Regions from separate parts of the Homo sapiens genome. Here all the other regions are linked to region 3. Evidence: chromatin contacts called from ENCODE Hi-C data. All regions are on one chromosome and are shown on one strand. The core of a region is the stretch at or near the end of the contact, and the rest is flanking DNA. Distances in the headings are between cores, read along the strand shown. Region 1 holds the start of POLA1 (DNA polymerase alpha 1, catalytic subunit). Region 2 holds the start of PNPLA4 (patatin like domain 4, phospholipase and triacylglycerol lipase). Region 3 holds the start of PIGA (phosphatidylinositol glycan anchor biosynthesis class A).

The links. Hi-C counts contacts between places; a loop is a spot of excess contacts on that map. Pooled maps may share reads with other maps.
Region 1: a pooled map shows a loop between it and region 3 (4-fold over the local background). The contact joins the promoter of POLA1 here to the promoter of PIGA in region 3. A Hi-C loop is called at or near these places in 3 of 50 pooled maps.
Region 2: a pooled map shows a loop between it and region 3 (10-fold over the local background). The contact joins the promoter of PNPLA4 here to the promoter of PIGA in region 3. A Hi-C loop is called at or near these places in 4 of 50 pooled maps.

Annotation. Positions count from the first base shown.
Region 1 is chrX:24,692,600-24,695,440 of GRCh38, forward strand. It overlaps POLA1 (DNA polymerase alpha 1, catalytic subunit), which reads left to right and starts at 1,319. Exons shown (of 37, transcript NM_001330360.2): 1 at 1,319-1,405. The coding sequence starts at 1,363. RefSeq lists a silencer at 1,141-1,300 and an enhancer at 1,491-1,580.
Region 2 is chrX:7,926,112-7,928,915 of GRCh38, forward strand. PNPLA4 (patatin like domain 4, phospholipase and triacylglycerol lipase) reads right to left here and starts at 1,302. Exons shown (of 7, transcript NM_004650.3): 1 at 1,175-1,302; 2 at 1-21. The coding sequence starts at 8. LOC107985675 (a long non-coding RNA gene) reads left to right here and starts at 1,389. Exons shown (of 5, transcript XR_001755784.2): 1 at 1,389-2,804. RefSeq lists a silencer at 1-31 and enhancers at 8-57, 720-949, 1,180-1,419, 1,440-1,489, 1,830-1,909.
Region 3 is chrX:15,333,805-15,336,772 of GRCh38, forward strand. PIGA (phosphatidylinositol glycan anchor biosynthesis class A) reads right to left here and starts at 1,719. Exons shown (of 6, transcript NM_002641.4): 1 at 1,697-1,719. RefSeq lists enhancers at 1,471-1,520, 1,571-1,650.

The sequences.
Region 1 (2,841 bases), core at 69-2,568, 9.4 Mb after region 3:
GAAACATTCAGACCACAGCAGTAGTGAAAGAGAAAAGAGGTTTGAAATGCCTAGAGTTATACCCGGGCATGTGGGAAGTAATCAGCTGTGAAATTGTTAAGGTAAGGATTTGGTTCTTATTAATGACTAGCCAACATGGTTCTCTCCTGGTTGGAAAAAGCTTGATAATAAAACTATAAAACTTCCATCAGTTTTTAAAAGGGAAGTGTAGGAATAAATCTGTCGTAGTACTTTAAATAGGAAGTTATGTCTAAGTGTAAATTACTACATGTTATGTATCACAACATATGGATCACATAACATGATATTAAATGATTATGAAGCTGAAAGACATTTTCTAAACAATCAGAAATTAAGAAACAAGTATTGATCAACCATGCTAGAAGACAGATTGAATTATCTTTATATCCTCTTTGGAGAAAATATTACAAAATTGTTGTCACATGAAGAAGGGATCAATAAGCATGTGGGCAATAATGTAGGAAAAAATACAAATGTGTGGCAGGCATTATTTAATAAAAATGTTATACCTTTTTGGAAAGAGATAACATGAGATGTACACATTACAGCCATTGTATCATACACAAAAATTGAATACCCTTTTTGTTTTTCATAACATTGAAATTTTGGAGTTCACGTCAGGTGTTTTGTAGATTGTCCTACATTTTGAATACATCTGATTGTTTCTTCATGGTTAGATTCAGGTTAGACATTTTTTGCAAGAAGACCATATAGGCGAAGTTTTTCCTTTTTCATACGCATTACATCAGGAGGCATATGAGATCAGATGGCCATTTATTGGTAATGCTACTTCTGGTTATTTGGTTAAGACGGAGCATATATCTTTAAGTTGTTAATCACACAGCCACTGTATCCAGACTGCTGAGAAGCAAACTATCAGGCAAAATTCAGGGCGCGCAGCAGGAGGCAGTCGCTTTCCCGGCTCTGGGGAAAACGATCCAACCACGCCCACTCTCCTGCCCGCCCGCGCCTCCTTTCCGGGAAAATGGGCTCTGAGAACCAGAGCGCCCTTTCTCCCACGCGCCCAAATCTTTTCCCATCAGCATGCGTGCGCTTGCGCAGTCTCCAGGCGGCTCCTTTCCAGCGCCCGACCGCTTCTTTCTCCTGCTCTCCTCCGGCTTCCCCTCAGCTCTAGCTTTTCCCTAAGGGGTCATCACAGGGCGCCAAACGCGCGTCCGCGGGAAGGCCGGGGGCGGAGCGCGGCGCGGCGCGGCACGTCAGTGGCCTTCCGGCCGGAAGTCCGCAGCCTCCCGAGCCGCTGATTGGCTTTCAGGCTGGCGCCTGTCTCGGCCCCCGCGCCAGTTTTGGGCTGGTTGGCGCGGAATCGGGAGATTCGGGACCATGGCACCTGTGCACGGCGACGACTGTGAGATAGGGGCGAGTGGTGAGGGACAATTCCGCGCGCGGGGCTCCGGGTTGGGACAGTGGCATGATTGCCGGTGGTGGGGGTTCTGAGGGAGGCGCACACCCGGGTTTGTTTGGGCGCAGACCTTGGTCGTCCCCGGCGGGGGCCCTTCTGGCGTCGGACCGGGCTTCCTTTAGGCGCGGTTTGCTCTTGGAGGACCAGAGCCTGGAGGGATTTTTGTTTGGGAGGCTGTCTCACCTCTGCCACTGAGAGTCTCCACAGTCGATTGCGTTTCTATTTCTTTTGGTGAGTTGCACCCACGTGCTGGGTATAACTTTATTGAGACTGGCCCCGTGGGGCCGAAAGTATTTCACTGCGATCTCCCTAAGTATCCACTTGAAGGCTTGAACAGAACAGATCTGTGTCCCTTTTTGTAGGAACTTCCAGGAAAATTTTATACATTGTAACTAAGCAGGAAAGAAAGCTCTAAGTGCTGTCATCGGGGAATAACGCGTTTTGTATTTTTAGGTAATGGGTTTCTACTTTATGCATTAACAATTTTTCTTTCAGATTCTTTGGAAAGTTCTTCAAGTGCTGCGTAGAAATCCTGTTCACAATCTAGTCATTCCTGGTGAAGTTTCAAAAAAATGGCATCAATTTAGGGCATTTCGGATCCCCTGTATATCACTCCGTTTGTCAGGGGTGTCTTTTATTTCCAAAAATAGAATACAAAAATGCAAATAGATTTGTCTGATTTTTTAAGTGTTCAACTAAAGCGTGACTTCAGTTAACTTCTAACTTAAAATCAGATGCTTCACTTTGTTAGCTCAAGCGTCACCTCTCCTGTCATTCAGATACATCACCATTAATGAGAACTCGCTTCCTAATCAGCTTCCTTTGCATTCACCTAGTTGTGAGTCACAGATTTCAATTTGTTCTAGCCGTTCGTTTTTTAAGACTATTTTGGAGAGTCGACCTGCCTGGATTACAGATAGGATGTTGGGTGTAAGTATGTGAACGAACAGTCTTTGCAGGCCTCTATCAGTGATTTGCCACTAAGCCCTTTCTTCATCCTAAAAACTACGTCATCTATGAACATCAGGAAATCACTTTGGAGGATACTGTGCAATCTTGAGACTCCTCTTAGGTCATGGTGTTCATTAAGTAGTTGCTGGGGACTTGTGACTGGAATTTTTCCTTTAGAGCAGACTGAAGGATTGTTACCTGAAAGACTGCTGTAAGCTAGTGTCTGTCTGCTTTTGGGGAGGATAGAGATACTCCAGATGGTAATTTTGAAACAAATATTTAAACCTTTGTAGCTGGATTTTTTTCATGCTTATTCTTTTTTTGCTAAGTTACCTACGTGAAGCATTGGAGACATACTCCAAAAAACAAAATGTAGGCTTTTTTTTTTCTTCAGTATTAGCAGGCAGGGCACCTTGATAATGGCAGTGAAAAGTTGAAAGGTCTGTAAC
Region 2 (2,804 bases), core at 52-2,551, 7.4 Mb before region 3:
TGCTTCATTCTAGCTGTAGCACTGGCAATACAAAAAACAAAAATGCTGTAAGTTGGAATAGTTTATCCCACATACTGTGTAGTCTTATGTTGATCATCGTTCCAAGGCTTTCTTCTAACATCATTCTCTGTTTTAAGCACAGTGGTTTCAATTAATTCTAATTAAACACAAGAATCTTTCAAGGAAACCCTTTCTTTCCCTCCTCACCTTGACCCAAGTCTTATACATTAAAACAAAACAAAACAAAAACATTCCACATTTATTCGGTACATAGATTATGAATCTACGATTTAATTACTTGGCAGGAAACAGACGTATAAATTCCAGTTGACAAGGGCATTTGGTCTTTTCTCTTGACCCTTTGAAACGTTTTGCGGGTGGGGGCGGCACTACCATTATGAAACAGAAAATTATTAGAGACCGTATCAAATTCCAAATGAACAATACATTTGTTCTTGGTAAGTGTATCAGAAGATTTCAAATACAGTTCCCTACTCCCCTTCCCAATTTCTATTGTGAGCACCCATGCTTTTATGAACGCCAATACAATTACTCAGTAACGCAATAAGCAATCACTCAACAATGCAATACATTTCTTTGCCAAGTATCTCAACACAAACTGAGGTCATGCCTGGTGAAGGCAATTTAAGGCTCTATGAAATGTCAGCCACGCCACTTTATACTTGGAACACATCTAAATACAAAATTACATGTTTTCCTATGCCTCAGTGCGCACAATTTGCCCAAGTGAATGAAATTGTGCCTCCACAAGGCTGTCCATTCTGAAGGTCTCAGGGTTTCCTTGGGGGCCCAAGGGCCCCATTCAGGGACCCCAAGATGAGGCACATTACAGGGCCTCGAATTTAGGGACCTAAGACCGCCTGTTCCTGATGCACCCGGCCAGGCCCTGTGAGGGCAGGTGGCTCGGCCGCCGCAGGCTGCGCTGGCGTCCGCGTAGGCTGAGTCCCAGTCATCGATCCGGGGTCAAGCCCCAGTTTTGATTCCACTTCTGCAAATGGGGACGGGAAGGGGGTTGGGTGTGTAGCAACCAGGCGGCCAGGCCCAGCCAGCACAGGCTCAGTGCCCTCCCGCGGCTTGGAGGCCGGCAGGGCCGGGGTGGTCCCCGCATCAGTCCCGCAGGAGCACACCCTTGCTGGGCCCCAGGGCTCCGTACCAATGCAGCCCCGGGACACTTCCGTGTTGAACGAGTCCCTTTAACCAGATGGCGGGGCCGGGCCGTCACTCAACGCCATTCCGCCACCAAGGCCGCGCTACGCTCTCCGCGAGCCGGCCCAGGAAAGTCCTGCGGCAGGGGTTGGTACCGCCTCCCGCGCAGGTATGTGACGTCATCGCGCCGACGAAGGCGCCCGCTAGGCCCCGCCTGCTCTATTTAAACTTCTGGACTCAACCTGGCCGCTAGACCGGAGCGTCCTCCAGCGCAGGCAAGGATTCCTCGTTTAGAGTCATGTTATCTTCGAGTACCTAGAGAGACATTTTAACCCACACCCTAGAGAGGCGTTGTAATCCTTACGTGTCTTTTAACGCTACTTGGCCCTTACCTGCGAGCAACTGACCTTTAATAATCCTCATTTTCTGTGCCCCGGAAGTGCCTTACCCTCTTCGCGTCTGTTTCCCGGAAGTGGTTCTTCTCCCTCTCCACCCTTTCGCCCGCCTGGGCGGTCCAGCTGCCCCTAGGGGCCAACTCCAGCGGCTATTTTGGGGCTGGACATCCCGCAGCTTTTCAAGGCGTGCCTTTGGTTTTTTTAAGAAGTGCTATCTAAAGGAAAAGCTGGACTATGACTCTGGGGAACTTTCATATCCTCAGTTGACCTTAGGCTGTGTGACCTTGAGCAGGTAGCATAACCTCTCTGAGTTTCCCGCGTGCCTTATGTGCAGATTGAGATGCTAAAATGAGAGAGCTAAATTGGAAAGCTTTTTCCACATAGGGGGCCGTGAGCAGGTGGCTGTTTTGTCCTCTGGCACCTTTGGCTCAGACTTAAGCAGCTTCAACGACCGCCAAGATGCCTGCCATGCCCACCAAGATTTAAAGGACTCTGATAATTCTTTCTCTCCCCAAACGGTGTTTTCCTTATCTAATCCTAATAACCAAGCCTGGAGGAATCCCTGACTTCGTGATTGAAGGCTCTCCAGGTCCCCTAGTTTAAGGGCAGAGATTTACTTTCTCTGAGGCTACAAAGGAGCGTCTGCGAGAATGTCTCTACCTTAGACAAAACAGGGAGGAGGGGTGGAGCTCTCCAAATTGCCTCTGGTTTGGGCTTTTTCTTTCTGTTTTGGTGTATCGTCTCTGGCCAACAACACCTGTGAGTCCTTGATGTGACGATTAGGGAAGATGTTTTTAATTCACATAACTATTCTTTAGAGAAAATTGATCCTGAAACACCTTATTGCCTTATCGTAGAATGACTGCATTACTCAGAATTCTTTACCTCTACCGGAATTTAGTGAAGGGAAGGCACAACGTACATTAGGAAAATACAGGACACACTCCAGTCCTTAAACCTTCCACAATCTTCTAGCTCTTTAAGGTCGAGTGTGATCCTCCCCAGAACTGCATCTTCCAGGAAGCTCATGAGAAAGGAAGGATCCCAGGTCCCATCTCTGATCTGAGTCGGCATCTGCGTTTTAACAGAATCCTGAAGCAGTGGTCTAACTCCTTTGGTGGTGTTATTGTTTGCATGTATACCTCCAAAATTCACATATTGAAATACTAACCCCCAAGGTGATAGTATTAGGAGGTGGGGCCTTTGGGAGGTAATTAAGTCATGAGGGTGAAGCCCTCATGA
Region 3 (2,968 bases), core at 469-2,968:
GTGTCCCTCCCTTCAGTGCGGTGTCTAAAGATAAAGGCTAAACTAGAGATGGGCTGTATCTGGGACCATTTTCTCAATTTAAAGTGCGAAATGTTTATCTCAGGGGTCCCCTAAAGCTTTATTAATGTGAAATGCCCACTCAATATTTAGTACTACTGTACATTCTTAGACACTTAAAGCTAAAAAGAATCTTGGATATCTAGTCAAAATCTTCCTCAGCTTTACAAATGAGATTTCCAAGGCTCCAGAAAACAAACAACTATACAATGAGAAGCCATCCTAAAGCTCTGAGTTTCCGGTTTCACCTGCAAACTCAGAAAATGCCAATTAACTGTATGTGCAAAGGCTTAACTGTCTAGTCTCTCCAACAAATTCATCTACTTTTTTTTTTTTTTTTTTTTTTTGAGACGGAGTCTCACTCTGTTGCCCAGGCTAGTGTGCAGTGGAGCGATCTCGTCTCACTGCAGCCTCTGCCTCCCGAGTTCAAGCGATTCTCCCACTTCAGCCTCCTGAATAGCTGGAATTACAGGCGCACACCACAAGCCCAGCTAATTTTTGTATTTTTAGTAGAGACGGGGTTTCATCATGTTGGCCAGGCTGGTCTCGAACCCCTGACCTCAGGTGATCCACCAGCCTCGGCCTCCCAAAGTGCTGGGATTACAGGTGTGAGCCACCGTGCCCGGCCTCATCTACATTTTAAATATACTCTCGGAAAGACCCCAGAAGTGTTTGTTGACTGAGTTTACTAATTAAGATTCAATATTACCAAATATTGAAATTCCCCAAGTTTGTACTTTTAGGTGGCTTAACTAACATTTTCTTACTGTGGTCACCTAAACCCGAACTTCCAGTTCTACCAGTTTTAAAAGATGAACGATAGCAAAAACAGTGAGTAATGAACCAAATGATATCATTTAAAATGTTGTCATTAGCCTGCAACGTTCTGTGAGGAGTCTGCCCACTTCCGCCAGGTTTTCAGTCCAAACATCTTTGACATAAAAGTTCATTATGCTGCACAATCGCAGAATCTTAGCTCTTAAAGCCGAAATGAGGCTTGGAGCTCTAGTGAATACCTCTCTCGTTTTACAAATGAGAACCCAGACAAGTTGAGTGATTTGTCCAAGGTTCCCACCCAGCCACTTAAAGTGGCAAAGACATTACCGTAAAATTCTCGACCACGACCAACGAGCCCTGGGCAATCATTAGCAGTAGAGGTTCCTGAAGAACCTTAGGGAGACCTGGCAGGAGTTGTGGGTCAAGAGAATGGTACTTCCACCGACAATTCCTGGGCACTGTCTGAGCTTCATTCCCTGATTCCCTGAGAGGTCGCTGGGGAAACGCTCGGGCCAAGGAGGGGATACCCCTGCTCAGACAGCGACCCCGCTGGGTTCATGGCGGGGATGGCCAGGCCCAAAGAGAGAAAGAAAACAACCAAAGAGTGGACGTTGGTCTCAGGCCCGGGGTTCCGGAGACCCCAGTCCCTCGACCCACCCGCCTGAGCCAAGGAACCCAGCGCGTCCGCCCTAAACGCACCCTCAGCCCCAACCTACTCTGGAGACCCTCCGACCCAACTTCCGGGCTTCGAACCGGGTCGGTTTCACCCCCTCCACCACCCGCCACGATCCCACGCGCGCAGAACAGCCCCATCCGAAAGCGGCCCAGAGCGCTGGAGAGGGGCGGCGCGACGCGCACTCACCGGTGAGTTCCATGGCCGCCAGTGTCCGGACCTCCCGCGGCTGCAGCCGGAGTCCCTCCCTGCTGTTCCGCAGCACCAATCTAGGGCGTCCGCGCCCAAGGGCCGCGCCCCCGAGGCAGCCAATCACAAAGAGGCGCTGAGGTCACGTCCGAGAGAGACGCTCTGTCGTCCCCACCCTTAAGCGCGAGATGTAACGTCAGCGCGCGCCTGCGCCCGTCTCCTAGAAGCGGCCGACGGTAGGGTGGGTGCTCACCCTGGTTTCCTGGTTACAGCGTCTCTATTCCGGACGCCAGTTCTCTGCGCGCTTGCTTCTGATTGGAGAGACTTTTTGTTTGTAATCAGCTGTGCCACGGCAAAACCGTGCCGGTTCTTACCGCTCTGGGACGTTTGCCAGATAAATAAATAAAAATACACAAAAAGTCAAAACAGATGAAACTATGAAGTTTTAATTTCAGATAAAGCACAAATGATGTTTAATACAAGCATGTACCAAATATTGGGGACTTCACTACACATTCGTTTTTTATCGGACATGTAAATTTAACTAGACATCCTGTTATTTATATGGCAATTCTACACTCTGAGGGAAACATACGAGGTCTGATCTGAAATATCAACTCCCACTCGACTGGTTCAACTAGTTACGATGGTGCTTGACTAGGAAGCTAAAGAATCAGTGAGAGTGGTATGACGGTCATCCATGCGTCACAGCTGGTACTTGGAATCCCCCATCCCTGCCATACGTGCGTTTTCGAGAAGAAATTCCTTTCTGAGTACCATCACAGCCACCGTTACTGGCACCCATTTTATTAAGCCTAGTGTAAGCCTATTCATCCCTGAAAATGTCTGCTCCTTTCTGATGCTTTCCCCAAGCCTCCAGAGAATGAAATACTCTCACTTTTTAATTTTAATAGTACTTTGGCCACATGCTGGCCAAAGTATAACATTTATCAGATGATATTCAAGTTGTTTGCCTGATTGCATTCTCCCTCCTCACCCTGATCCTTGATTACTTGTCTCTTGAGATCTCACATGGACTTCTTTCTGAAAACGGAAATTGTATTTGCTTGTTAAATGTCTGCCTTCCCTGCCAGATAGTAAACTGAGGCAGGATCTGTTCTTGGTAATGGATGTTGAGGAAGTTTTAGTTTAATACATGAATTTCTTTACCCAATGTCAGCACACTCCCTGACACATATTAGATGCTCACAATAAAATGTATTGACAGTATTTCGTGGAGTGTACCTTATACAAATTACAGTGCAATAACAT